Regions from separate parts of the Mus musculus genome. Here region 2 is linked to region 1. The links are chromatin loops, found by intact Hi-C in ENCODE. Cell type or tissue: heart. All regions are shown on one strand. Each heading gives the region's core, and the rest is flanking DNA. Links, peaks and the distances in the headings are about the cores only. Region 1 overlaps Gm1604a (predicted gene 1604A). Region 2 holds the start of Tagap (T cell activation Rho GTPase activating protein).

Region 1 (15,380 bases), core at 2,387-10,386:
ACACAGGCAAAGCATGCATGTGCATTTAATAAACAAATAAACCTTTACCAGGGCTGGAGAGATGGTAAAGGCTTCTAGCACACAAGGAAACACAGCAGATCCCCCTTCTCTGAAGACTCAGTTACAGTAATATTTGCAATGCAAAGCGTTTTTGTAGGTCTGGGGTTGAGCCCAGTCAGTAGAATGCTGGCCAAGCATGAGCAAAGCCCTAAGTTCACTCCCAGCACCTTACAGTAGGCATGGTGGTATACATTCCTGCAACCCCAGCACCATGGAGGTAGGGACAGAGAGACCAGAAACTGGAGCGCATTCTTGGCTATGCAGCAAGTTCAAAGCTCACCTTGAGACACATGAGATCCTGTCTTTAAGGCGGATGCTCACAGCCAACCATGGGGATCCCAATGGAGGAGTTAAAGGACTGAAGGGGTTTGCAACCCCATAGGAAGAACAACAATATCAACCAACCAGAACCCACCCACCCCCACCCCCAAGCTCCCAGCGACTAAACCACCAACCATAGAGTACACATGGAGGGACCCAGGGCTCCAGCTGCATATGTAACAGAGGATGGCTTTGTCTAGCATCCTCTAGAAGGAGAGGCCCTTGGTCCTGTGAAGGTTTGGTTCCCCAGTGCAGGGGAATGCCAGGGCAGTGAGGTGGGAGTGGGGGGGGGAGCACCCTCATAGAAGCAGGGGGAGGGGAATGGGATAGGGGGGTTCTGGAGGGGAAACTGGGAAAGATGAAAACATTTGAAATGTAAATACATAAAATATTCAATATAAATAAATAAATAAGCCAGACATCTGGCACTGGTGGTGCACGCCTTTAATCTCAGCACTTGGGAGGCAGAGGCAGGCAAATCTGAGTTCAAGGCCAGCCTGGTCTACAGAGTGAGTTCCAAGACAGCCAGGGCTACACAGAGAAACCCTGTCTCGAAGAAAAAAGAAAAAGGAAAAAAAAGGGGGGGGAGGGAAGGGAAGGAAAAGAAAGGACAAGAAAAGAAAAGAAAAAAGAAAAGAGAAACAAAAAAATTAGACAGGCAGGCATAGTAGCTCATGCTTGTAATTAAACACTGGGGAGATTGAGGCAGGGAGATTGCTAAAAGTTTGAGGCTAGCTTGGGCTACATAGTGTGATCTAGGTTAGTCTGGGCTAAAGTGAACCCCTCTGTTAAAACTAAGGAAAGAAAGAAGGGAGGGAGGAAGGGTGAGGGAGGGATGGGGGAGGGTGGACATTGTGGGTGAAAGGAAAAGAACAAAGGGGGGGACGACTAAAGCACAACGAGGAACTGAGGTATTCGAGGGAGAGTGTGCTCACATACATTTTATCACACCATAATGAGTGTATTTTACTATTGGTTATTGTTGTTAATCTCTTAGCCTGTCTAATTATTAATTAAATCTTACCATGCATGTGTATGAACCAGTGTCACATAACATACACAGGACTGGGGGTGCCTGAGACTTCAGGCACACTGGACAGAGGACTGGCTTGGCATCCCTCTGGCCGTCCCTCTGGGTGGGTGGCTTGACCATTGTCTCTCGCTGCCTAGCCCAACGCAGGTGACACACCCTGTCATTTCTGCTGCTTCCAAACTGCCGGGCTCCTGTTGATACAGGAAGTCCATAAATTCCCGAGTCTCCTAAGATTAAATTGTAATATTCAGCACCACTGTGGCCGGGAACACAAACACAGATTATGAACAGAACTATAGCACAGTGTGTCATTAAGAACTGGTCAGCCTCACAGTCCAGAATCTGCTTATATTTATTAGATGTCCACCAATCCTCAAATAGTATTCAGAGCCTCCCAAATTTATTTCAACAGTCAGCTAGAAAAATATTCTAGCCACTGGACTCTTAAGGGGATTTAAAATGTACCTACTTTAAAATAAGTATATTTTATACTTTCCTGCTTTAAAATACACTTATCTGACCTCTTTGTGGCCACCTCCAAAATGTCCATTGCAGTTCTAGAATTGGCCACCAGAGGGAAGCAGAGTTCCATCGGGAGACAGGGGGCGGCCCTTCCCTGTTAGGAGAGCTGCTGCTCCCCACCTCTGACCCTGAAACTGTCTGAGCAAGTGATGCACGAGGTGGGTGGAAATTACTAGAAACTCATTGTTTTTGCTTAAATAAGAGAGGTTTTTCTCTTACTTGTGTTTATTGAACAAGCTACCATGTGCAAGGAAAAGACAAACTCGGTATGTCCCCAAGGCTGGGGTTGCCCACAGAATTCTCTTTGGAGTCTCCGTTTCCTCATAAGCACACATTATTCATTCAAAAATAAAACGATCGCACACCTATAAAATCCCGGCACCTTACCATATCCAAAGCGGCAGAGAGGAACCCACACAGCCAGTAGTACCCTGTAAAAACTTAACATGCTGTGCACTGGAGGCCGGTATATCATGCCTAAATAATGTCAGCTGACTCCCAGGACACTCAAGCCGAACTGAGAGGAAGGGGTGTCCCACATCACTTGCTAATCCTGTTTTTATCTTTGTCTAGTAGTTAGGAAAAAGGGCAAAAATCACACCAGCAAAGAACGCTGGAAAGTAGCATCTCTGGATACCAAAGATAGACGCAGGGATAACCAGAGATGGCTCTGGGCTTCTGCTGAGAGACAGGAAGGCACAGAGCAGAACACAGATGAGCCAGTTCTCCAGGGCCACACGGCAGAGTGCCACAGATGGTGGCACCAAGACATCAAAGTTTGTCTTCTCCCGGCTTTGAGTCAGAAATCCAAAGTCAAGGTGTTGGCTACAGTGACTTCTTCTGTGAGTTTCCCTCTTTGCCCCGTAGAAGGTGACATTCCTGCATCTGCCTACAGTTGAGTCTGCAACCACATCTCCGTCCTAGTTTATTCTTACAAGGACACCAGTCACATCAGATGAGGGTTTGTCATGTCATCTCATTTGATTTTAATGTCCTGAAAACTGCTAAGTCTTATATTGGACATAGAATTGGCCACTGGGTGTTGTAATTACAGACTCTTGCCAGCAGGAGGCGCATCGTGCTCGGAGAGTGTAATTAAATCTCTTGGCGGTGGAGGTCAGTGAGAAGCGAGTAGGAACAGAGGTGCACCCAAAAACATCAAGAAAACGTGAAAATATAAAGTTCACCCTAAGGCCCTGCAAGAGAGCATTTTTCAAGTTCTCCACCCACCACTGTTCAGAAAGAACAAAGATGGAGAGATGAAGGATTGTGGCAGGGGAGGAGGGTCTGCTGCTAGGATGCACACACTGAGGGATTCGAGGCCACATCCACATTGGGGGGGTGGGGGTGGGGGGTGGATCCCTCCTGATGTAGGATCATAGGATCGGTCCTCATGCTGCCGCTTTCCTATCCGTTTGTTTCTCCAGTCTGGGACTGGAACTCAAACTTCCTGGTCTATTCCCAGGAGGCTATTAGAAACAGCCTCCCGACCGACCGGACTGCTGTTTCTAATGGGCCTTCTCCAGGAAGACTTTCCAGCCCTCTCTAGACCACTTAGCTTCTCACAGTGGCCTCTCTACAATGGAGCGCCTTCTTCAGCACAGCCTATCTGTAAGGCAGTACCATGAGCGATGAGGGAACTCTAAGCTGTTAACTTTTCATCATCCACCCACTCGGAGTTCAGCCAGCGATAGAGAGCCAGACAAAGAAGGGTGCACGGAGCTGGCATGATTCTGAAACTCTGTCACTTCCAGGCACCCACTTCATCGTTCATAGAAAGAAACGCTTGTATTCAAAACAAAACAAACAAACAAACAAACAAAAACTACTCTGTGCCAGGCTGGCTCTGGAATGGAATAAGAAGATACAGTCCCTGCCCTTGCGGGCCACCCTATCAAGTGCAAGCACTCAAATGTGACTTTAGAAGCAACACTGTCCATACATTTCTAGAAGCAAAGTAGCAGAAATATTTTGAGTCCCAAGAAAGGGACAATGACTCTTCGCCTACCTCCCTAAATTGTTTCCCACCTGGTCTCTGACAATTTCATTTCCTTTCATGAGAACGTAAACTTTCATAAAAGATGCAATTTAGAGAACTGGCTATCTCAAGAGCAAGGAAAATGCAAACGCAAACACAGCCATCGAATTTACAGGGGAGGGAGGGGGGTTTCGGGAAATGTCAAAAAAAAAGTGAACCTGCCAACTCTCAGCAGGGCCAGGCCACACTCCCTGCCCCTGCCTCTGCCAACTCTCTGGAGCTAGCCCCCTTGTCAGCTTATCTCACTTGCTTGTCTCAGGCTCTTTCTCAGCCACTGGGCTCCCGCCTGGCCATCTGGGAGGGAGGGGTGAGTTTCTCTTTCTACCACACAAAGCCCCAGGTCAGCCATCTCAACGCCTAATTACCTAGTAGCATGAAGACTAAGCTTATAGTTAACCAATTAGACTTATATATCAATAAAAATCACAATTTACAAGATGTCAATACAATAATTTCAGAACCAATTGATAATGATAAAACTTTAACCCAATTATTCTAACCATTTGAGAACGTCAGCCTCCATTCTGGTTCTCTCTCCTCCAGATATCTCTCTCTCTCTCTCTCTCTCTCTCTCTCTCTCTCTCTCTCTCTCTCTCTCTCTCTCGCTCTCCCCCTCCCCCCTCCCTGCAACTCTTGGCTCTGCCTCCCTTTCCCCCAGACCTCCTCTGCATTAATAGAATTGGACAGGGAGAACCCTGCGACAGAGGGGAGTCAGTGTCTATGGGAGAATGAGTGGTGCACTGGGCTCACAGGTTCAAGCCCAGGATCCTCCTTCAGGCACTCCTCCCTTCTGGTTCCCCTCACCCCCTCTGCAGCCAATCCAGGGCATCAGACAGAGTCCCAATGTTTATCCTGAGTTTCAAGGGGGCTGTGTAAGGAGAAAGAGAACATGACCTCTGTCTTACTGTGAACTGGGAAGCCCCAGTCAGTGCAGTGGGGCAGCAGCTCAGCCTGGCCTTCCAGGCTTCTTTGCAAAGAGCAATGGGTAAGACCAGTAAAGGTTCAGGGAACATCCTAACCCCTGCTGTAAGGTGGCGTAGTTGGGTGTGGTGGTGCACACCTTTAATCCCAGGACTCAGGAGGCAGAGGCAGGCGGATCTCTGAGTTCCAGGCCAGCCTGGTCTACAGAGTGAGTTCCAGGACAGCCAGGGCAATACAGAGAAACCCTGTTTTGAAACACCAGTGTGGGGGTGGGGGGGGCGCGAGGTCAAGTCACTTGGAAGAGATAAAGTCATCAGTCTGAAGGAACAGGAGCTCAGGGCAAGGGGATGGATGAGTGGGACAGCCGGTGGCGAGGCCATCACTTGGACCCCAGGAAAGGAATGGAGCCTAACACTACACTGGCAATGACGCTGCCAACCAGTCACCCAACCATGCGGTGTGCTACAAGGGACTCGCCAGCAGAAAACTTGCTACTGTCTTTGGGTCTAAAATTCCACCTGGTCCAGTGTTCAATGTTTGTTCCCTTGAGTTGTGTCTGACCGGCCAGCTCCAGTTCTGTGCCTCTGCAGCTCAGCCTGACGCTTGTAGCAACTTTCCAACTAGATTAGTTAATATCTGACCCTGTGATGGCGCTCCTTACCTGTGCCAGCAATGTGCCACCGCCCTCAGGAAGTCAGCCGAGGCTTCGTTACCCTCGGTAACCTGTGTATCTACATACATCTCTATATATCTCATATGTGTGTGTGTATATATACATCTATAATATTTCATGTACATACATCTCTATATATCTCATATGTGTGTATATATACATACATCTATAATATTTCATGTACATACATCTCTATATACCTCGTATATGTGTATACATACATCTATATTTCACATATGTACATTGATATGGATTTCATATATATCTACACACTGAATGATGTGAATGTGTGTTCTGAGTCGATATGAGTATTTAAGATGAGCATCAAAGAACCTGTGATGGCCAATGGCTAACACTGGAGGGAAATTGTAACCAAGGAAACTGACATAGCTTATTAAATTATTGTTGTGGATGCTTCTGACATGGTTACACTCATGGCAATTCTCCATCTACCCCTTACCAATCGATCCTCCAAGCAGACAGATATCCCTGACCCTGCATCACTGGTGTGAGTGCTGGGGTACCATTGATCAACGTGTTTATTCTGGTTTAGGCTAACTCCCTTCCAGCAGGGCAAGGGGTAAGGAGGAGAGAGCGTCACACATGTTACATGGATGATCTGAGAGGTGCTTACTGAGTTACCTGGGTACTTTTGGCACCGTGTGGATGTAGCCCCAAAAGGAATCACCAAACATAAGGGAAAAAAAAAATCACAAAAGCAGCAAGCAGTTATTTACAATCTTCTCGATGGATAGCCCTAAAGATGAGATTGTTAAAGTGCTCACCTGCCCCAAGCAGGACAGACATTTGTCCCAGCATCTGAGCATTCAGCACTCGCAGGTCAGATGCTGCCCACAACAACGGAGCTCAATAGTCTCGACATTTCCCAGAGCTCACCTTGGGCAGGGATACACCGGCTACTACTGCAACGAGGTCCTGGGCAGTGAGTGGGTCACACAGATGGTGAGAAACTCAGGAACCCCAGAACTGATCTCGATGAAACCAAAGCCTCGGTTCTTACCTAAAGAAAGCCCTTTGCATGGGGGGAGTTAGATGAAATTAAAACGGCATGACTGTGGAGCCAAGAAGAACACAGACGCTACTCCTGGCAGTGGGGCACATCGAGAAGGCCAAAGTGGCTTCAGAAGAACTACACTGCAGCCCTCTTTACCCCGGGATTCTCTCAAGGCCCCATTCCAGGCTACCTTCAACACCAATTCATGTCTACACAGGCAGAGCTGAGAAGTCAGCAACTCTGAAGATACAACAGAGCCCACTGCTGCCTGTAGAGGGCGACCTTGCTCTTTCCCCCACGGAGAACTCACCGCTGGGACAACCTCTTTCCCAGCCTTGGGAGCCCCCAGTCTAGACAGGTTCTGCTTTTGCACAGCTGTTGGGAGCCCTTACAGGAAAGCCACTGCAGTCTGGGACAGAAACAGTCTTCCTTGCTGTCTCTCCTCCTATAGAAATTAAGATCATGCAGTGGAGAAGTCCACACCACCCTCCCCCCCCCCCCATTCCCAGCAGCCTCTGATCCCAGGACATCTGTACAGGGTGGGGGTGAGGGGCATAGACAAGGAAAAACCTGAGGGCACCACCCGATCTCAGTGGCAGAAGTCTCTAGGCGGGGTGCTTCTGGTAACTGAGGCAGGATGGAGGGATAGAGAGATGTTGGGGCACTGATGAGAGGAAAGGAGGGAAGAGGAAGAGAGACTGCAGAGGACAGACTGGTGCATTTAAGGATCTATTTGAATGAAGCCTTATGCAGTGGAGACCTGACTGCGGTCAGAGGGCCTGGGGAATGCAAAGAGGATGTGAAAGATGGGGTCGGATTCTCTGGGACAGCGACAGGAACTTCCTCTCCTCAGCTACCACTTGTACGCCATGTTCCCAAAGCTCCCCAGACAGCAGAGAAATTAGAGCAAAAGTCTGAGTGAGGCTTGGGAGTCAATAAAGTCTCTACGAAGGTGTGTGGGTCTACCTGGGGTCATAAGCACTTATCGTCACTTGGGAACACCCCGCTCTCTTCTGCATCTCACAGGGAACATGGCAAATCCACAGAAGCTCTTTCAGGAGAGGTGAACAGGAGAGATGGTTCAGCAGTTAAGAGCATGCACTATTCTCAAAACGGCTCCAAGTTGGGTTCTCATCCCAGGGGCTCAACCACCTGTATTTCTAGGAGATCTGACGGATACATAATTAAGAAATAAAAATGATTTGGTTTTTTTTTAAAATGGGATTAAGGTTAATTTCAATTTACTAGCAAGGAACCAAATACTTGAATATATAAATGTCATATGTCCCAGGATGTCTAAACCTCAGGCCAGGGACAACTGTAGGTCAACACAAAATCATAAACCTACATAAAATGCCATGAGGAAAGGGGTTTTGTTTGTTTGTTTGGTTTGGTTTTGGTTTTTGGTTTTGTTCTTTTGTTTTGTTTTGGGGTGCTTTTTGTTGTTGTTTTGGGGTTTTTTGCATTTTTTTCAATAACTGAATTGTGCTTTTCTTGAGCTTGAACGTTGTAGATTACAACACAGCCAGAGAAGCCAAAAGGGTGGACCCGGGACATAAGGTGTTCACACTTCAAAGGCTTCAAGGTATCTGTAGATGCTACAGTGCATCACAACTACTGTGAAGACCCCTTCCCTGGGGAGACAGAGACAATATCACCCCTCCCCGTGAGGTCCTAACAACACAGCAAAGAACAGATTCTGCCAGTGTCCACCCTGGTCAGCTAAAAAGTAGGTTGGGGTTCCTCAGAGAGCATGGATGGGAGGAGGATTTACTGTAGCCACATGCAAATTCTTTGACCAGCATGGATGATGGCTTCCCCATAGCTGCCTAGACGGGGCCCCTTTCATTTCTGCAGCCTACAAATCTACAAATTCTGTTGTCTCCCAAGATCAGGATGTCTCTTGCAATTAAAGCAGAATTGCAGACGAGAGGCTTGGAGGAGTGGATAGGCTCCCGTGACTGCCAGCCCCTCTACTCCGGCCCCAGAGAGAATGGGAACAGGCTATAAATGCTGTAATTATGGATTCTTGCAAGCAGGCGCAGCTGATCTGATGCAGCGGGCAGCTTCTCTGACCCGAGGTTCCCTGACATCGTTCTACAACATAAGCTAACATCAGTAGGAAAAAAGGGAATTGAGGAGTCAAGCAATGTTCAAGAACCAAGGGACACTAAAGTTACCCAGCTGCTGCTTCTGGGGTGGACTCAGTGCCTGTCCCCATAGCCAGGCTCAGCTTCACCAATGCTGTAGGGTGCAGTCTGTAATTAGAGGGTAGAGGCTCTGAGCTCTTTAGTTTCTAAAGATACCTAAAAAAGAAATCTGTCTTGCCAAGTGGTCTGTGTGTTTCCTTTGAGCTCACGGCCATGCTATGACATAGCAACTAAGTACAAAATTCTGCAGACTTGAGCGCAAGGGAATCAGGCTGGAGAAGTAAATGGCCTCTGGCTTAAGTCCAAGCAAATGGCATTCTGGATCTCCTGGAGGAGCGGGCAAGCCACTGACCTCTATTTAAAAAAAAAAAAGTTCCAAGCACAATAGCTCCCTGGTGATTGGCTGAAGGTTCTACTGTTTGCTTCAGGGGCCACAGCACCCTAATGTCAGTGGTGACCTTTAGTGACATTTAAAGAGTCTGGGTGAATCACACTTTGAATCCTGACCAAAGTTAGCTGAGATTTAGCTTCATAGATGTACCTGATAGATTGACTTTCAGACTGCCGATCAAACAACGATCTAGCTGGCACAGTGGTTGACACTAGGGAGGTAAAAACCAATATGTCAAGGAGTGTCCCCGTATAGAGACAGGTGAACAGTCACCACAGGACAAGGAGATGCATGTTAGAGACAGAGTGCTGAGCACTCTAAGAATAAGGTACCAGGTGAGCCCTCAGAGTCTCCAGCAGGCAGCAGAATTGAGTTAGGTTCTGATAAACCAACCAGAGTTGGTCACTGTAGAAGAGGGTGCTCCAAATAGGTGGGCAGCCTGTCCTAAATACCATGACACTTCAAAGCACACCAGAAAATGCCATTTGACTTGCTCCTTGACAGTCCCCTAAGAAGGATAAAACATCCCCACCCTGGGCACAGCATGTTACTTATACAATCATGAGAGTCCTATAAAAATGGTAAAGCTTAAAACATTAAGAGGGGCATCAGAGCCCTTTGAGAATCAGTTGCACATGAGTGCACACGTGTGCACACACACACACAAACTCAGGGGGAGGACCCCCTGCCAACATATCCTTTCCAAAGAAAGCAAAGTATCACAATGTCAGATAAGGGGCTGCTACCTCCGCTAGAGCCTTCCCGTGCCTCCCACTTGGCTTCTCTTCCCAAAATTTACATTACAAGCCTTTTCCACCAAAAGACTCCACTGGGAAGTGAAATGTCACACTGTTCAGCCCACCCATGCCCGGCACCCGCACAGGCTAGACCTGCACACACTCCTATGCAGGCGACTGGGTTTTGTTTCCTGCCACTCACGCGTGTGTGGGTGTCTGCTAGCCCGGAGGTATTTCCCCTGAGCCAACCCACCCCATAGCAACTAGGGGCTGCAAAGAGAACATTCCATCTGGCCTTAACACAAGTGGGAGGCTCGCTTGGTGGCAATGAGCGGAGGCCAGCAACTGGTATCTCAGACAGGTTAGATTCAGTGTGCAGTCCAGAATGATGGTCTAGTCCTTAACCTTCCCTCATTCATTCTGTTGCCCTCTTCTCTGACCTTCTTTACTGTCTCTACACAAAATTAAGAAGCCCTGTCCCATTCCAGAGAAAAATGAACACTGAAATCAAGTAAGGTGTGAGGGTCAAAGTGCTTTGAATTCAGAACCATCTAAAAACCATGCATCACTACAGAAAATCACATTACAGAATAAGTAGCATTCTTGGACAGGAGAGGGGACACCATTTTAATAAAAGATCAAAATATCAACAAAGTAAAATATATCTTAAAGCTATACCCAGTCAGGAGTGTCATTGATGGTATCGTAACTATGTTTGTCTTTGAGGTCACCAGACATCACTGTGACAAATACCCAAGAGAAAACACTAAAAGAGAAGCTAAGATTTGTTTTGGCTCTGGGTAACAGAGGTTTCAGTCCTTGGTCAGCTGGACCCACTGCTCTCAGGACTGTGGTGAGGCCAGAGTGTCATGGTCACGGGAAAAAGATGCTCTGCTCAGGGTAACCAGTAAGAGGAGAAAGCAGGGGACAAGCAAAAGATGCTTATCACAGACACACCCCCAATGATGTCCCTCCTCAAACAGGCCTCACCTTCTGACGGCCACTCAATAATGCTGTGGAGTTATACGTCTACTTAGGAAGTCAGACTCCTCATGGCCACTCGATCCACTATCTGAGGACCAAGCCTTCAAACTACTAGCCTTTTGGAGCACACTTTATATTGAACTTACAGCGTCCATTCTAGAACTTCAGAACAGGACCTCCCATGCACTTCCGGTGAGAGTTACACTGTTTCAGCTGAACATGATTCTCTGGCTGGCACACAGCAGGTGTTCTCTAAGACTCTGGCTTACTGGGGACTCCCTGAGTAAAGACATGGAGTGGAGAATCGATGCAAAAAGCAAGAGGGATTTATTGTTCCAGCATGTTGGGGCCGTCCTACACGTGAGAGAGAACAGCTACGCACAGCCCATCCAGCGAGCCTTTATACAGTTCTGAAAGCAGCAGCCATTAGGCACAATGTGATTGGCAGAACAGTGTAACTTTTAAATTGATTGGCCTTTAGGGAATGAGGTAGGTGGCCAACGGTCACAGAATGTGTCTATGAGCTCTGGGCCTCCCCTAGCCACCCACAGGTGGCCAGTGGTAAGCCCCACCTCCCTGAGGTCTGAGGACTGTAATTAGCCCCGCCCTTCCAGAGGGGAGGGGTGCCTATGCTCTTTATGACCCTTCTCTTTCAGGAGGGGAGGGGTCTGGTGGAATTTTCCAAAGTTTTTGGGCTGACCTCTTCAGTTCGGCAAACATTCCCATCTGTCCAAGACTGTTCCAACATTGAAAAGGCTGTAGCGACAGTTAGTGAGCCCAGGCATGCCACCCAGGACTGCAGCTGTCACTGTTCCAGGGCAGGGCCTGGCTGGATCCCTGCCATTCCCTTGACTTCCCCGACCAACTGCTTCCCCCCATCTCCACACAGGGGCTGGCTTGGCTTCAGGCTGGCCACAGTGAGAGAGGATTGGCGGTGGGAATGAATGAGGCCGCTTGCATGTGTGACAGAGAAGACAGACATGCAGGCCGGTGATAGGTTTGCAAGCAGTCCGGAGAATGGATGTGGGACACATGGAGAAAGAAAATTCCCCAATAGACGACAAACTCTGGTACCACAGCGTCGTTCCACGTGACAGCTGTGGGGTCAGCAGGCTGCTTGATTTCCCTTAGTTCCTTCTGCCATACGCGGGCCTGAATCTGGGAGAGCGTTTTGAGAACTGGAAGAGAACAAGAGGGAAGAGCACACGCCAGGCAGCCTAACAGGGAAGGTAGCCTCTGACGGTGGTGCAAAGTTGGCCTTAGGTTTGAAAACGAACCAGGCTTGGTTGCTGGTGCCTATCACCCCAGCTACAAGAGAGGCCGACGCCAGAGGATCAAAAGCTCATGGCCTGACCAGGCTGTAGAGTGAGTTCAAGGCCAGCCTGGGCGACTTAAGGGAATCTTGTCTCAAAGTAAAAACTAACACAGAGGACTGGGGTATAGCTCAGTGATAGAGCTCTGACCTAGCACGTGTGAAGTTTCAAAACATAAGCATGTGTGTGTACACACACACCACTTGGAAATGGATAGTAAGAAAGAGCCAGGAGAGTTCAGACACTCTGGACATAGTTCATGTAAGAGGAAGCTTGTACACACATGCACATGCGCGCGCGCACACACACACACACACACAGAGAGAGAGAGAGAGAGAGAGAGAGAGAGAGATATGCATACAGCAGTAGGAGCTGTGGAGAACGGAGGGTGCATGGTTTCCACTGAGGGTCTCCATATGCAGGGACCCCCAAGCCCTGCAGAAGACTAGACACACATCTGTGGTCTCCAGCCCTAGGCCCCAAGAACAGGTCTCCACTGCGGCTTTAGACGTCTGAAGCCAGTTTAACTGTGCTTCTCTCTGTTTGCGAAGGCACTCGGGACTTGGCATACTGAATCGCCACATCTTCCTTTATGCCAGACCCCCACAGTGGGATGAGGGGAGTCCCGGTGGCTTAGGCCCTACCTGGGCTCTCTGCTCCCCTGCACCCCTTCCACGGGCGCCTCTGACACTCTGCCTTTCCCTCTCCAGTGCTTTCTCAAAGCTCCCACAGACCAGGTCTGGCCACACACCGAACCACTTTCCGTAGCTTGAAAGAATGAGATAGCCCCCAGCCTGCCCCACTGTGGAAACGTGTCACTGGTAGAAAGACCACGGGCAGAGCAGTTTCCACACAGCTGCTATTGGCTACGTCACACATTTCCGACTTCAATGACTTTTAAAATTTCCCTGTCAGCCAGGGCACTGGCAGCCTTTGTTGTGAAACGCGGTTAACACGAGGCGCTAAGTTTGGGGTTTTCTTTATTCTTTTGGTGACACCACTCACTTCAGGTCTCTGTGTGTGTCAGAAAAGTAAATCCCCTGTGAGTGTACGGCTCAGCTGAGATCTCAGAGGAATGAAGAGAAAGGGGTAGGGGATGGTTGGGGGGGGGGGGCAAGGAAAATAGAAGAGAGAGGCTGGAAGAAGGCAGGCTAGCACCCTCCCCGCTGTCCACCTGGCAGAGCAAAGCGCTCACGGGAGGAAGCCTTTTCCTGGGCGTGGTTTGCTACGTATACATGTTCTCGAGTCAGACGAATATGAATCTGACAAGTGTTCTGTCCTTCACCCTCAGTATGGTTGATAACCTCCAACTGCAAACATTCATCCATTTTGCCAGTAGCAGCAGCAGCCCTCATATCAGCTGGATGTTTTCGTGGTCTTTATAATCACAGGAGGCTGGGACGGGCTGGATTGGAGCTTGTACCACCACCACCACTGTCCGGGACGAGGTATTTTAGGTGACACCGTTAGCACAGGAGGGAAGATTTGGCTTACTAGCTCTGTATAAGCAATTGGCAAGAGCACTGGGCTCAAATTCCTATGTGTGCTTTTGGACACGGGGAGACTTCTAGCAATTTCCACTGCCCCCTCAGGCATCAACCAATCATTTGTAGGTTGGCAATGTTGCTTAGGCGACGTGGCAGACTCCGAGGGGAGTAGGGAAAAGACTAAGTATTCCTCTCTAGTGGGGACTTATTTATACCTCAGATACAAGAAAACAACTGGTCACTTCCCCCGGGAGAAGATTCCTGAATACAGAACAGATTGAGTCCAAACTCAGCCACTAAAGGCAAACAAACTCCTATACGAATGGGCCATAGGCACCTTTCCTCTGTCTTCAACTAAAACTTTACGATGTAAGCTGAGCAGGCCAGGAAGCATTCCTGACCATCAGTTTAATTTCTTAAATGTGCTCCGTGACCTCAGATTAAGCACGCCCCAAAATGTGCTCACTGCCTACTTAAACCACGACCTTGAACTGGGCATGCGCAAGAATGTGCTCCTTAACTGAGCAGGCCCAGGAACAGACCAACCCCTACAGGAATACGGAAAGGCTCCCAGAATAAAAGTCCCTGATTTACCCCCCCCCGGGGGGGCGTGGCTTTGGGAGTAGCTGCCCTGCTCTTGCCTGTTGAGTGAAATACCCGCCCCCCCCCCACCCCCAGGCTTACTTATTTGGACTTTACACCCACCAAGACACAAACCCATTGTCTCCGGCTACATCTGTCCCATTCTCTCCCCAGGGGCTCAGTAACCTTTAGCAAGCACTGAAACCCCCAGTCGCAGCCCGCCCAGGCTTTCCTCTGGGCTGTGTCATTTATCTACAGAGCTAGGCACTGAGGCAGTGGGAGGTGTCTAGTGGGTGGAAAGGCCAGAGAACAAAGTTACAGAGGTGAGTGGTACGCTGTCACTGGTGGTCAAACGCAAAAACTCACAATAGAAGGGATTCTTAGTGTTTGCCTTTTAAATAATAGGAAATGGTAATTTGACTAAAAAACATTTTTTTCTATGTAAAAGATTTGCCTGAGTTTTGACATCTTTAAGATGGAAGAGATTCTGAAAAAACAAGACAATGGGTAACTGTCTCCGCTTCCCCTCCTTACAAACACACACACACACACACACACATACACACGCACGCACGCACGCACGCACGCATGCATACACACGTGGACATGAACTCACACACACATGCCCATGTGCACGCATAAATTGCATAGAGGCGTGTGCTCAAAGCATACATGCTCACAGTCACACTGTCTGCTGACGTGCCGATATCTACCAGATACGAGTAAAAAAAAAAAACTGATTGAAGCTGGTTTGAGGACAGCAGAAGCTGTGAAATCCTGGTCCACGAGGACCATTACTGGAGGCAGGTCATGAATTATGGCCACCTTGCAGATAACATCAGCTCTGGGCTATGGCTGAAGAAGCCGTAGATGAAAACCACGGAGGGCCATTTGCTCAGACTTCACAACAGGCTAAGGCTGGTCCTTTAACTTTTCAGGCCGACCTTTACTAATTAAACAGGTAAGAGAGTCCCGGGTGGATCTTTCCAATTGTTAGCCTGTCTGGAGAAGGCTTGGATCAGCTACCTGCTGCCTCTGTTTACCTCAAGGTTTGATGTGAACATTATCACAGTTTTATGCCGACGATGTGCAGAAGTTTCGAAAGTATTGCCTTTGGTTAAGTCACAAGTTGTGACATTCAGAGCCCCAGAAC
Region 2 (15,380 bases), core at 7,359-15,358, 61 kb after region 1:
CACGGCTGCCGTGGGAAAGAATCCATGCACAAAACTATTGGGTCAATTTACCCAGAAAACTGTTTCCAAGTCACAGCTCTCAGGCCTGCCTGCCTACTGGAGTTGTGTGTAGAGTTCAGGCCGCGGTGTAGCCTGGTGGCAGATCTTGTCTAGCATAGGCAAGATCTGCCACCCTGACACCACAAGAAATACTGATGTCCCGACCCATTGTTATAAATTCTGACTTCGTTCCTGAAAGACTGGTGTTAGTTTGATTGTTTTCCCAGTGCTTCTCAAACCCAGCGAGGAAGCTTAAGAAGAAATGGCGTCTAAACCCTTGGCAAGAGAGAGCCAACTAATGCCCTATCTACCATGCTGTCTAATCACGTGCATGCAATATCTGTAGTAAAAACCTAATGTGACACACACGGTGTCCTCGTGGATGAAGGAATCTTGTCTTTCAGTGTCCAGGGATCATAGAGTGCCATTTATGGAGTGCTAAGTGGTGAGGGAAGGGTAGCCACCTGGGACACTCAGGCTCAGAACACACTGACACAATTGCAGTTCATTTGGTTTTCCTAGCCCAGGGAAAGTGGGAGTGACTCGGCGATAGCAGAATGCCATATTTATTTGAGGTTGGAAAAGAGATAAAATTAATGACATCTGTTTAGGTAGACATTTAGCCCATCTTGGGCTCTAAGAGTGCAAGCAGAGTCACCTAGCAAATGTCCTGGTGATTGTTCTTAACCAAGAAGCTTGAAGGGCGCCTTTGGAACAACCCCCGTGTATTTATCTGGGAAGACATAACAGGGACTCGGGTCCCTGGGTCAGAATGAGTTCCTCCATCCTGAGGGCCTGCAGTCTAATTTGGAAAGCAGGGAAATTTGGAAAGTGTGAAACTAGCAACTCTGAATGGGGTGGGGGAGTAACCCAGCAAGGGAACTAATTAACTCCCAAACACTAACAAAGCACACCAGAGTGTCAGTGGCTCCAATAGGTAGCTGCAGGTGACTCTCTGTGACGTGCACACCCCAAGCCTGCCAAAATAAGAGCTCTAGGATGAGGCCCTGCATGTACGGCTCAGGAGGTTGCCATACACACTCCACTCTGAACAGCACTAAACAATATTTGAAAAATGGCTGCCCTCTGAGACTTGCCAGAGCCCACATACATGTCAAAGCTTAGTGAAATGTCATATGTGGGGTTGTGGACCTGGAGAGATGATGGTTCCATCTATCAAGTGCTTGTTCACTCCACACGTGTGAGAACTTTGAGTTTGGATCTGTAGCATCCACATGAAAAGCTATGCAAAGTAGCATGCAGCTATAATCCAACTGGGGGTGTAGAGATAGAAGGCCCCAGGGGGTGGGCCTTACTGGGAGGCCATTGTAGTATATTGCGGGGGGCAGGGGGGGCGAGAGAGGTGAGAGGAAGAGGGAAAGGGAAAGGGAGAGGAAGAGGAAGAGGAAGAAGAAAGAGAGAGGGAGGAGAGGCAGGGGAGAGCACATGTCTCAAAACAATAAAGTGGGGAGCAATTGAAGATTGAAGATAGTCAATGTTGACCTCTGGCCTACATGTGCCTCCAGCCAGTGTGTGTGTGTGTGTGTGCATGCACACACACACACACACACACACACACATACACACACACACACAACTTTAAAACACAGAAGATATGTGCTCATGGTTTTCCAGTCAACATCTGAGAATAAAAGAGAGATGTGCGTTTACACAGCTGTGTCTAATGATTTCAAAAGTTTCCTGTGTAATTTTATGGACCAAGGGCAGGAGGAGTCAGACTAGGCTTCTTGTTTATGTGGCAAGAGCCCAGGAGTAGTGGACCCCGAAAATCACAGCTGGGACCTGTTCTCTGCCATTCCAGGAGGACCCAGGTGACTCCCACAGACAGTCCCCATGTGCCCTCACCCTGGGCTCATCCATCAGCTCCCCTCTGGGGCCTGTCATGTCAGGTTTATTATTACCAGGCTGGCCTCTTGTGGGAGACACTCACCAGTCCCAACTCCCTGCACAGTACTGCTTAGTGGCTGCCTATACCCCCAACCCCCTGCATCTACCATCAGAGCCCATTGCTAAGAGCTTCCCAAGTAAGACTGAGAACTTGAGAGAAGAGCCGTATGTTCAAAATAAAACATTTTAAAAAACTTTAAGTCGGGGGCTGGGCACAGTGGTACACCCGTTAGTCCCAGCACTCGGGAGGCAGAGGCAGTTGGATCTCTGTGAGTTTGAGATCAGCCTGGATCACACAGTAAGCTCCAGGACAGCCAGGACTATGTAGCAAGACCCTTTCCCCCACAAAAATCTAACTAACTAACTAACAAACAAACAAGCCTTTAAATAGTAAAATAAAACCTCTGGTAACCCCCCCTACACACACACACACACACACACACACACACACACACACACAGAAGACAAAAGAATTCAATGCTAAGAAGAGAAAACAAAACAAACAAAGCCTTAAACTAGACTACAGTAAACATCTTCAAAAGACTAGTCAAACTTGTTTCCACTGTTTCTACATTTCTCCTTTAGACTTTAAAGCATACCATGCCACGTAAGTTACTAACAACAACAACAAAAAAAGACTTGTCCATTTTGCTGGTGTTTTTGTTTCATTTTTCTTCCAAACGTTACTCCTTTGCACAGGGAGGACTGGCATCAGGGTGCCCTGGTAACCTTTCTACCATTATGGTTTGTTTGCTCATTTTTTTTTCAGGTCAAAATGGGCTCAGAAATTTTAAAAGTGGGGGAGAAGAGGGGGAGCCTCTTGGATTCTTCGAGTGATGGATGCTGTGACTTGAGACCCTGCCAGTGGCACTGGGGACGTCTGAAACATCCACCGCTCAGATTCTAATCGCCCCGTTTGCAGGATGCTTTATTTCTTAATTCTTCATTTGGATCCCAATAACCGAGAAAGGCAATTTTAAAAGATCACTTTGTCCTAACCTCTCTTGGATTTCAAGCCAGCTTTCTGAATACATGGAGTTCTTCAGATATTATTTTATATCGAGGCCATTTTACATCCTGACACAGAGACAAATGAATTATGGGAATATCTGAGGTGGAAATCTGAGCCATGTGCACTGGTAACTGCAGACCCATGGTCGTTCATGAGCACAAAGGAAGAATCTGCAGACGGAGGAGAACGTCAGAGAAGATTAAGTAATCCTTGTTCAATAAAGAGTTAAAATTTGGATAGAGGACAACTTTTTTCCTACCAGAGAGAAGAGAAGAGAAGAGAAGAGAAGAGAAGAGAAGAGAAGAGAAGAGAAGAGAAGAGAAGAGAAGAGAAGAGAAGAGAGCTGTGACCCAGATTGGTGCTCCTGTGTAGGCTCTTACTCTGAGCCTCAGGGGCTGTTGAAAACCTTCCCCCTGTTGTTAACTGCCTTCCTATTAACTGTCCTATGTTGTAAAAATATTTAATCTCACCTAGGGGCTTCTACCTTGCCTTTGATTATTCAATTCCCAAATAAAAGACATGCGTGACCTTTAATTTATAATAAGCTTTTGTCAGCACTAAAGCTGGGCAGATATCTACCCTCTGTGCTATTGGAATCTACTTTCCTTAGCTATCACCTAGCTTTCCAGAGTTATCATTTACTATGCTCCATCTGGGCTGCTCTTGATTCCAATTGGCCAGCTTTCATGGCCCATGCTTTTAAGATTTTTTTTTACCCCACGGCTTTTTCTTCCTCTTCTGGTTGAGATTAAATATTTCTACAACAGTCCTCAGTTCTTAGGGGACTTGCAGGTAAGAAGTCGCCATATTAAAAAACAAAACAAAAACAAAAACAAAAAAATCCTTGGGAGGCCAGGATATTATGTCGCATACTGAATCCAAGTTATTTCTCACAAGCTCCAGGGCCCATAAGGCTAACCAGACTGTGGTTGCTTCCCAACCTCAGACCTTAATACTAAGTCGTGATTCCTAGGACCTCTTATGTGTCATCTAACAAGGACATCCCCGGGACAGTGGAGAATCTGGACTTTCCATGGCTTTACCAACTGAGCCATCTGTCCATCCCCGCAGTTTTTAATCTTGAGAAATTCAATGTAATTGCTATGTCCTCATTTCTTCGAAGGTCTTTGTAGAAAAACAGTGGCATGCTGTGTGACTCCCATAAAAGCCTATTCTGGAAATGTCTAAGGATAAAGTGTCCACTGTTTCCTGCTCTCTAGAGACTCTGTTCAAGGGGGGAAGATCCTGGCAGAGTCTCTTGGTAGAGGAAACGGAACTTCAGCTAGGGTCAGGGCCAAGGTGGGGTTTCCCGCAGGCAGATGTTGGGATGAACCTCCTCTCAGTTTATCAGATGCAGAGAACTGGAGGATGGTTTGAGAGGATGGCAGTAGGCTGAATGCTCACATCAGGAATCAGGAGAACTTATAGGAGAGGCTGCCTTCCCCTTTACAATCATCCATAACTTGAACTTTCAAGAAGATTGACCAATATGTCAATCTGTAGGTGGCCAGGCACTGGAGTGGTGTGATGGTTTGTATATGCTTGACCCAGGGACTGGCACTACTTGGAGGATGACCCTGTTTGAGTAGCTGTGGCCTTTTGGACTAGGTGTGTCACTGTGGGTGTGGGCTTTAAGACCCTTATCCTAGCTGCCTGGAAACCAGTACTCTGCTAGCCACCTTCAGATGAAGATGTAGAATCTCAGCTCCTCCTGCGCCATGCCTGCCTGGATGCTGCCCTGCTCCCACCTTGATGATAATGGACTGAACCTCTGAACCTGTAATCCAGCCCCAATTAAATGTTGTCCTTTATAAGACTTGCCTTGGTCATAGTATCTGTTCACAGCAGTAAAACCCTAAGACAGGTGGTGCTGAATTCTTGAAGGAAACCATGAACTCTGGGAAAGCAGGAATTTGTGCAGAGAGCTGTTGATGGGAATGAGAAAGAGGTGAAGAGATACAAGGATCTGCCCCTTGGCCAGTGTTTCTCAATCTTTCCAATGCTGCGATCCTTCACTGTAGTCTCACATGTCGTGGTGACCCCCAACCATATTTTTGTTGCTCCTTCATAACTGTAACTTTGCTGCTGTTTTGAATTGGAATGTAAGTATCTGTTATGCAGGAAATCTGGTGTGATCCTGTGGAAGGGTCATTTGCCACCACCACCCAAGGGGTCATGACCCACAGGTTGAGAACCACTGCCCTGGGTGGTTGCTTCCCAGGCAGGGAGGGCAAACCATTCATGGTTAATGATTCACAAGCTCTTGTGCACCGCAGGCCGGACAGAAGTGGTAACTGAGACTGGAAGTTGGAGAAGGAACAAAGGCACTTGCCCACAACTCACACACACACACACACACACACCACAGCGTGTGAGGCACAACCCCTACAGCAGAGAGTCCTAGAATTGGAAGCGTGGTTACAAGTGTGGTTCTCGGGGAGGTTTCTTCAACCTGACCCTGCAAAAGCCATCTGGGTTCCTTCCCATCAACTGAAGACAAAACGTCATGCAGGCGGATACAAGCTTGTTCTTCAAAGAAATGGGCTAGAGAAAGAAAATGTAAAACATACACAAACAAACGAATATATCATTTCAGCTTTGAAAAACTGTGACAGGGGCTGGAGAGAGAGCTTATCGGTTAAGGGCCCTGGCTGCTCTAGTGAGGACCCGGATTTGGTGCCCAGCATCTACAGGGAGCCTTACAGTCCAATTCCTCCAGTTCCAGGGACTCTGACACCCTCTTTGCAGGCACCACACACACACATACATAGCATACATACATACATGCAGGCAAAACGCCCATACGCACAAAATAGAAATAAGTCTTATTTTTAATCTTAAAAAAATAAAGACAAGAATATTTCCGAGTGTCACACTGTCTTTACAAATGTTCCTACTGCTATGAAAACTGCCATCAGTGCTCTTGTGAGCTTCTCAGAATCAGGGGCAGGCCTGTCTTCCTCAGACAGCTCTATTTCCAGCCCTACCCTACTGCATAGCGTTTGGAAAGAACTACACCAATGGAAGAACTCTCCAGTGCCACAGCTGGACCATCTGCCATCTCTAACATCATCTAACAGTCCCACAAACTTGTCTGTTAATTAGGTGTGGACTGTTGGACTCCCCAGGGCTGCTGATACTGCTGAACGTCTTTCCGATGGGTTCTGTTATCAACAGTGGGGTTCTATAAAAGCCAACATTCTTCTGCTTTACAAATGTGAGGTCCCAGGTTACACTTTTCTGTTGCCATGGTTACTGCTGGATGGGGGGGCAGGGGAAACTAGTAACTCAACAACTCTGTCAGTTACTAAAAGCTGGACATGGATGGTCTGTGGAGAGTTATAGACACAAACTCTCAATGTCAATGTAGGGTCTGAAGAATGGCTCCATGGCCTCACAAGCGTGAGGAGCTGCGTTGGGATCCCTGATACCCACGGGAAAGCCAGCAAGGCAGTAGGCGCCTATAACCCTAGCCATGGGCAGGGAATGGACAGGGGCGTCACTGGATAATTAATCTAGACAAATTGGTAGACACTCTAAGTCCAGTAAAGAGACCCTGTCTCAAAAGTAAGATAAAACACAGGAAGACATTTAACTGTGGCCTCCATAAGCATGCCTGCACAGAACCCTGGCATTGCATACCATACACATACATGTCACACACACACACACAGCACATATATACACACACAAATCTGTTGCTGTAGCTGTTTCTGTGGGTCACCACATCATTGACGGTACGAAATGCGTTTTATTTATTACTAACAAAAGTGATAATAATTCTGAAGTTTCAGGACTGTGCCCTAAATCTGCGTCTCTGCTAGCTAAGTGTCCCTCATGCGGGCCCCTGACCTGACAAAGCGGGTATAGACAAATGAACCACTTGAAGTTACCCTGAGGGAAAGCATAGACTGCTTTGGCGCTCGGGATTAGAAGGCCCAGCTGAGTGACTTGAGCAGCTATGGCCAGAGGAGCTCTAGTTGTCTGGCCTGTGACACAGGAAGGCCCACTTCAGCTAAGAGTGCTGATAACTATGTGCAGTGAGGCTCTTGAAATACAAGTATGTGGCATATATAAAGGTGTTAGGTATGACTTAGCGGGCTCACATTTTAACCTCGGTATTCAGAGTTCATGGTAACGCCAAGAATGAGGGCTGGTGTCCCCAAGGCCAGTGTTTACACCGAGGCACGGGAACCTTCCATCTCAAGAAAAGTTTGAGCTGTTTTTTTGGGGGATGCTGCAGATGCTCAGGCTAAGAGTTCTATAACTCAGAAGACGGCTCAGAATTAAGATGAAAAACCTTGTAAAGTGGGCTCCATTTTCACATCATCGAGAGAGCCTTCTGTCTGGTGAGGAGAGAAGGCTTTCTCCAAAGTAGCAGTGTCCTTGACATTAGAGAAGCCCAACACCAATCCTGGATTGGGGTGCAGCTCAGAGGCAGAGTGTGTTCTGAGGGGCAGGTTTTAATCTCCAGCTCCAAAAACATAACGTCTTAGACAATTCTGTGGAATACTACAGAGCCAAACATCAAATTATCCGTGGAATGTTCAAAGCCATAGCTCTGAGGTGGGATGCCAATACACACACACACACACGCACACGCACACGCACATGTACACACACACACACACACACACACACACACACGACCTGATTTGATCTCGAAGGAAGAAGAGGAGGTGACACAACAGAAGATGCCAGATTGGAGGGCAGTTTTACATGCAATATAATTTGCAGCATCTGCATTTCAAACCGTTGTGTTCTTCTAGATTTTCCAAAGATGCTACCATGTTGACAAACATGTGACGCTTTTTGTTCCCTTTACAAAGTTGTTGATCCTAAAATGAACACATCTGTACCCATCTGACTGACTCCGTACTTCACAATAAACTTAGGGCAGTGGTTCTCTACATGAGAAATAAATGAATTTCTCAATGGGCAATTCCCCTAGTTCCAAAGAAACTGGTGTAGCTTTCGAGGGTAATTTTCAAAGAGGGGAAGTCATCCCTCCATCTCCGTCCTGGTTTTATAGCAACACCCTGCACCTAGATGTGCCAATTGATATCTAGTCCTGGATGGAGAGGATGGTGGGTGACCGGGAACAGCACCCAAACAGGACACCCAGAGCAGGGAGGGGCCAGCAGGAACAACTAGAAAGGAAAGTGATGTTTACACACAGAATAATAAAATTTCTCATCCTGCACACACCACCTTTGACATCAACCAGAGCCACTGCCTATGTTCAATATGTCATGGTTTCCACTCCTAGTAGTTTGTAGACATTTTTACTTTGAAATGGGGGGGGTGGGAATTAGGGGGGTTAGGCTTGGAAAGAACCGGCGCTGCCCTAAAAGGAATGAGGAAGTGAGAGCAGAGCAGTCTCTGGCTGGCTTTGGCTGTGTAACAACCCATGATGTTCCTTCCGGCCCCAGTAATATTCTGAGTTTCCACCTGCCCGCCCCCGCCACATATAACACTCAGCACACGAGGCTGAGGGCCCAGTGCCTTGTCTCTGTGGGTGGACTCCTAGGGTCAGAGTGTCATGTTGTGTCTCCCGTTTTCCACAGTTCGCCAGAGGTAAAAAGAGCTCTGGCTGAAGACCGTTGCTGGTAAGTACTGTAGATTAACAGGACAAAACATAAACTGCCTTGTGGGTCGAGGGTCTTGGGTCCCTGAAGTGTCAGGGGCCAGTGCCACTAAAAACAGCTCTATTGAGAAACATGTGTCAGCCTTAGAAGGACTCTGAATGGAGAATGCTAGGGGCTGTGTGTCAGCTGCCAGCTTGGGGGCTTAGGGATTCTGTAAATGTTATCTTTTGTTTCTGTACACTGTATATATTGTCCTGGAGGTAAATTTCTGTCTTACTTGGGTTTCATGAGAGTGCAGAGCTTTTAATATAGTATGTGCGAGCACTCAGAAAAGCAAGTCTTGGTTGTTGTAATGTGTACTCAGGCTCTCCTGATGGGAACTTAGTAACTCGTAACAAAGTTTGGGAGTAGTAAAGGCGTGTGGCTTAAAGAATTTAGGATTAAGTTTCTCAGAGGCTGTTCTTAATCATAGGTGACATTTAGGAAGAAAGACTGATGTTATCTTGCTTCATGGAGTCGTAGGAATTTTTATTTCATTTGGATAGAATAAGACACAATGAAAACTTGGATGAGATTCTCAACGATGCTTCTTAGTGGGAGCCCAGTTTTAGGTGAACACTTTTCTATCCAGTAGCTTTAAGCTCTGGGTCCTTTTTTGTTTTGTTTTGTTTTGTTTTTTGTTTTTTCAAACTGACTTTGAAATTTGAATTTGACTGGACTAGTTATTCTATTTTCTAACTCTTTTCATTTATGATTTGTTGTACACAGGATCAAAGCCTCGAGGTAGTGGACCCCCCTCTTGGACTGTCAGTCTCCATTCCAATGAAGCTGATAAGCAGTCTCGATGGTGTACGTAAGTCCTTTGCACCTACTCATTCATCTTGTCCACAGACAGGGGCTGAAGGACCTTCGCTGATGTTCTTTTTCCTCTCTTTTAGTCAAAAACACTTAATGCTAACAACATGGAGACATTAATTGAATGTCAGTCAGAGGTAAGAAAGTAATGTTTTAAACTTTTTATTTGCACTGTAATTAGATAAAAGACATTCTTTTGTTACTCATTTGGGTTATTTAATTATTGGTGTGAGATGAATATCAGATTATAAACTAAACACGTCTATTGAGATCTTCCAAAATAATGTTGATCTGAGAAGATAAAATACAGAATCAATGCATTTGACTTAATTTTCAAGATGAATAAAAGGCCGTATGTGCATTTTATGGAGAAAGATGGGATGTCTTTGGGTGTCACTATTTTAACTGAAATGCATGTTTTCAGGGTGATATCAAAGTGCCTCCCCTGCTGACATCATGTGAGAGTGAAGACAGCATTTGCCAGCTAACTGGTGAGTTTGAAAACATACTGATCTCTCCTGTGCGCCTAACTAGTGCTCTGTTTGCCAAACCACAGGGCTTTTACTTTACTGAGATTTGGTTTTCTAAGTGTTCTGAGAGAGCGCAGAACATTAACCCTTGACTAAGACAGCCAGAGCTGTAGGAGGGGAGATTCTGTCCGTGGCCAGTGCCCAGGGACACACGGGGTTTCCAAGCGGGCTGCCAAGTCTTAGAACTTGTAAGCTTTGAGGATGGAAGCGTGCACACATTGGAGAAACACATTGCCCTGCCCACCGCTTGCTTCCTTCTCCAGTGGAGACCAAACCTAAGCGCCCGTGAGGCAATTGTTGCTGATCTACAACATCAAAGAATCAGGCATCCTTTCTTACCATCTTTCATAACACATTTCATTACGATATGCATCAGATCTGACCACCCCTCCCAAAGTATCAGGATGGGCCTCTCATTCTTATCTCTCTTCCTCTTGCTGGTACAAAATAGGTAAATGGTCGGGTACTTGGTAAAGTGCCAAGCCTTCGTGGCAACCTGCTTGGAGAACCAAGCTTCTGAAATAAGGCTGGGTCTGGGTGATAGCAGGATTCCCTGGGTGACATAGCGCCCTCTAGCGGTAGTATCTACGGGACTGGAGGTGAACAGCCAGCCCTACCCAGAATCTTCTAAAAGATCTTCGAAAGGAAGCAAAACACTTCCTCTCTGTAATTTTCACATTCAAAGAAATAAATTAAAATACTATCCATCAATCAGAAATACATTCTTTGTAGTCGTTACGAATACGTTAAAATGGGTGGTTTTGACCAGCACCATTGAAATTTCGCTACTTTTCTGTAGTTAAAAGCTGTGCGCATAAAAACAGGAAAGGTGGGGCCTTTGAGGAACACTGGTGTTGATGTTTAGGGACTCGCTACCCTGACAACAGTGTAGTGGTTTGGGGTTGATCTTTCTAGACCACGGTTCATGCCCTTGGCCTTCTCGAATTTTCAACAGTAGGTTGAAAACAGAAGGTTGGTTTTGAGGGCTCTTGTTTTTTGTTTTTTGGTTTTTACTTTTGTTTTTCAACGCGGCAAGCTATAGGGGAGATGATGTAGCCAACATCCATGGTCTCATTTGGATCTTGGCTTGTTAACATAGATTTTTCTCTTTATCTCCTTGTTTCCTTGGCTACAGAAATTAAGAAGAGAAAGAAAGTGCTGTCCTGGCCATCTCTCATGAGAAAGCTCTCTCCTTCATCCGACTTCTCTGGGTCATTGGAACCAGAGCTGAAAGTGTCGCTGTTTGACCAACCCTTGTCGATCATCTGTGGGGAGAACGACACACTTCCCAGACCCATCCAGGTAGGTGTGTGTGGACCCATAAATCTACTTCCCCTTTCCAGTGGGACCTGAAAAGTCTGTGAGAATTCTGAGCATGATGGGCATTGGCCTTCCAAGAAAGCCCCCACCCCACCCCCACCCCACTGTCCAATGCAGGAGAGGAGCCATCTGCCGGCTGTATCCATCAATATACTCTAAATGATGGGCCCTCCCTCAGTCCTCTGTCTTGTGGATTGTAACTTCTAAAAATTCACCAGAGAGGGAGCAGTGGGGGTAAACTAGTGTTTCTACGGAAGCATGTGAGAGGAAAGAGGGGGCTCCAAATAATTTTCAAATGTGCAAAGTTAATCCCTTCACAATTTACCTCCTCTGAGAAAAATGAGTAAAAAGGCATCATTGGTAGTGCTGGCTTTGGCTAGCTTCGAAGTCTCTCCTCCTGTAACAGGAGCCTACAGGTAGGGTTCCGCGCTTTAACAGCAGTGGCGGGTGTCTCCAAGTGACTGTTTTCTATGTCGTGTGTGCTCCCGCAGGACATCCTCACCATCCTCTGCCTTAAAGGTCCTTCAACGGAAGGGATATTCAGGAAAGCTGCCAGCGAGAAAGCCCGCAAGGAGCTGAAGGAGGGGCTTAACTGTGGGGTCTCCGTGAATCTGAAGCAGCTCCCTGTGCACCTCCTAGCTGTGGTCTTCAAGGTGAGCCTGAGGCATTTACACTAGATGGCCTATTGAGGGCGCACTGACAAACTCACCAGGAGACCCGGACCTGACACACTGCTCCCTGCAGGCAAAGCCAGCTGGTGGGAGTTTAGGGTTTTTTTCTCTGTTCAACTTTCAATTATTCATACAAGCACCTCTGTTTCAATGATCCCAGGTTCCGATAGACAGGGTGGCATGAAATTCTCTCAAAACATTATTTGATTGCCCCTTGGCCAAATTCATTCATAAATCCCATCTCCCCAGATTTCACCTACCTAGAAACAGCGCATCTTACTATGCTGGTTACGGGGGGAGGGGGGAGAAAGGGGGGCTTCTTAAGTACTGTGCGTGTTTGGAAGAGGCTCCTTAAAGGAAGAAAATCCAGCGATGTGACTTGGGCGCACTTTTCTCTCCCTCCAGGACTTCCTCCGAGGGATACCCCTGAAGCTACTCTCCTGTGATCTCTTTGAGGACTGGATGGGCGCCCTGGAGAAGCCCACCGAGGAGGACAGAATCGAGGCCCTGAAGCAGTAAGTCCTCTGGCACTGCAGGAGGCTAGGGCCCCATCTTCGATCTTTCATAAAACTGTGCAAGTACAGCCGGGCATGGTGGTGCATGCCTTTAATCCCAGCACTCGGGAGGCAGAGGCAGGCAGATTTCTGAGTTCGAGGCCAGCCTGGTCTACAAAGAGAGTTCCAGGACAGCCAGGTCTACACAGAGAAACCCTGTCTCGAAAAACAAACAAACAAACAAACAAAAGATTTCTGTCTCACGGAAACTGTGAGGTCCGGGGAATCTGAGTGGAAGTGCCCATCTGATCCCATCCAGCATGGAAGCCAGGAAAGGCCCTGAGTATTTAAAGGAAGCAGTTCTACCCAAACGAGAGGAAGCTCTTCTTAAAGAGCAGAAAGTAAGCTTCAGGACTCATAGATCCCAAGACGGAGGGAACCTAAGCACAGGAGTAGTTTTAAAAGGCAGGAGAGCAACTCTGAATGCCTTACCAAAGGCTAGCCAACAAGATCGGAGTTAACCTTAATGTCATCGCCTGCCAACAACTGTTCTTTCATAAAACCCTTATGGCACCACAGAGCAACTTGGGAGAAATTGTTTTATTCATACATTTCCACAGCAAACTGCATTCTTATGGTTAATAAAAATTTTTTTTGAGAGAGAAGATCAAATTCTAATAGCTAGCAATGAAAAACGAAGTGTGACCTCTGCATTTCTGAGACTCCCAGAGGCTTTCTGTTAACATACCAGCACCCTAAGCTCATTGATACGCAAGAGGTGTCCCCATGGCCGGCGGAGTATTTGCCATGAAATATTTTCCAGAAAGGGGATAGTTTCTGCCCCCCCCCCAACACTATGATTATCACGCTTGCACACAAAGTCTTTTCTGAAAATAACACCAAGAAATGAAAAGGACCCATGTGTTGGAATCACTTCATTTTTTTTCTTGAAATATCAAAATGTAAAGAATCTAACTCAAGAATAATTTGTTATCACTAGAGCATTGTCTAGTTATAAACAAGCTTCTATAGATTAGTTCTCTCTAAAGATTTCTCAGAATAATGTGAAAATGGGTGGTGACCTTCATCTGGAAATTAGCCTTGAAAAGGTGTGAGGAAGCTGGTCTCGTAGGGTCTCGGAAAGGATTCTGATGCAGTTATTTAATGATATAACAAAATTGTTTTCAAAATGGAAGGCAGACTGCCAGTTAAACGGGCTCTGATTCACACCCAGCATCCCTGTGTGTGATAAAGACAGGCGCTGTTGGGGCCCCACTACAACCACAGGGAGTCCCTGAATGAGAGTTTCACAATGTTTCTTGTGACAATGCACCTTCCTTGCTTTTAAGGAGGTCTGGGTGGGTGGAGCCTTTCGAGACTACATGAAAATCATCATCCCTCAACTTTATTTCAGGGTTGCTGGTGGCCTCCCCCGGCCCAACCTTCTCCTGCTCAGGCACTTGCTCTACGTGCTCCACCTCATCAGCAAGAACGCTGAGGTCAACAAGATGGACTCCAGCAACCTCGCCATCTGCATCGGGCCTAACATGCTCACTCTGAAGAACGACCAGAGCCTGTCCTTCCAGGCCCAGAAGGACCTGAACAATAAGGTATGTCCTGCCTCAGTAGGAGAAACTCACTGGTCACAAGCCCACTCTCTGCAAAAGCCAAGCACTGAAATGCTTGTGGTTTGAGTGTCTCAAATGACTCAGGGGCCGCAGTGGAGGTATGAACTGCGGCGTGTGTTGTGGTTCCACGCTCATAGAAACCTGCATTTGCAGAGGCACCAAATGTATGCATACTCTGTTGTCCTGGGAGACAGAGTAACAGACACAGCACTACCCCTCCCCCACACACACACAGAGCTGGAAAAAACACTTTGTTCTTTTTCTTCTGTGTATCACATTCTGCCTGTTCAGCTAAAATTCTGGACAAGCACTTCCTTAAATGAAATCACAGTTACTTCAAAGCTTTTTTTTTTATTCTGAAAAGCCTCAAAAAGTATAATAATAAAGTGTATTTATTATTCCAATGTGCTTTTCAGGCACATGAAAGTAGCTAGTCTTAATTCTGCCACTTCCTGAATAGTTGACCCCGATATGCCCTCATTCTTTGCTTCCTTTTTTATGAATGTACTTAAGCTGACAAACTGCTTATTTTCTTTGTTTTACAGGTTAAGATCTTGGTGGAATTCCTCATCGACAACTGCTTTGAGATATTTGGGGAGAACATTCGGACGCGTTCCCGCATCACTTCTGACGACTCCCTGGAACACACTGACAGTTCAGGTACAGAACACTCTCACTTGAGTGTGGTTCTGGGGAGAAGTTCCTGCCGGCCATAGGTGCTCCATGCAGCAATGTGAAGCATCCCTGGTATTAAGAGCAGGATTCACCTTCACAAGTCAGAATTCTGTAAGGAAGTCACCAACCACAGAGGTCTCGCTATTAGATATACTTACACACACACACACACACACACACACCAGACACCAGACACAATCTGGAATTTTTTCCTTTTCATTCTGAGTCATGAATAGCTCTTGATTCTATTAAGTAAACTCCAGCTATGGGTTGGAGTAAGGAAATCCCAGCTCTGCAAAGGAATGTGAGTCCATCAAAATGGACATTGAGCCTATATAAGAGCTACCTGAAAAACCAATGTTACAAATTCAGATCAATAGACCATAGAGAATATTATCATTGTCAGTTTCTTTTCCTCGAATCTTTCCCTTCCTTCTCCATTTTATTTTTCCCACTTTCTTACCACTTAAAGACCATTTTAGACAGAAGCAAAGTTTCAGTGTAATCAGCTTCTTGTTGGATCAGGCCCCAGTACACTTCCACCAAAGCATCGTTGGTATAAATAGGGTATTCGCTAAGAGAGCCTGGACAGAATGCTCAGCTCTTCCTTAACTTTCCCCAGACGTGTCAACTCTGCAGAATGACTCGGCCTATGACAGC

What was found. Hi-C counts contacts between places; a loop is a spot of excess contacts. Peaks named below come from ENCODE experiments on the same cell type or tissue, not always from the same donor. Only the 100,000 strongest peaks of a DNase experiment are listed, where the experiment ranks them.
Region 2: a loop joins it to region 1, with 4 times the contacts of the local background. A loop is called at or near these places in 26 of 42 quality-filtered maps.

The regions. Positions count from the first base shown.
Region 1 is chr17:7,861,940-7,877,319 of GRCm38, forward strand. All of the region lies in intron 5 of Gm1604a (predicted gene 1604A), which reads right to left. Among named protein-coding and RNA genes, the nearest start is that of AU041480, 32 kb to the left of the region's middle. In heart, for the core only: CTCF peaks have their summits at 2,991 (motif pointing right) and 6,862 (motif pointing right); DNase peaks (open chromatin) are centred at 6,842 and 7,392; H3K27me3 peaks cover 2,741 bases.
Region 2 is chr17:7,917,541-7,932,920 of GRCm38, forward strand. Tagap (T cell activation Rho GTPase activating protein) reads left to right here and starts at 8,460. Exons shown (of 10, transcript NM_145968.2): 1 at 8,460-8,568; 2 at 9,316-9,396; 3 at 9,486-9,539; 4 at 9,827-9,893; 5 at 11,068-11,234; 6 at 11,744-11,905; 7 at 12,329-12,438; 8 at 13,832-14,027; 9 at 14,591-14,705; 10 at 15,343-15,380. The coding sequence starts at 9,370. The region is part of intron 4 of Gm1604a (predicted gene 1604A); the gene reads right to left. In heart, for the core only: CTCF peaks have their summits at 10,513 (motif pointing left) and 11,936; DNase peaks (open chromatin) are centred at 8,401 and 10,461; H3K27me3 peaks cover 2,409 bases.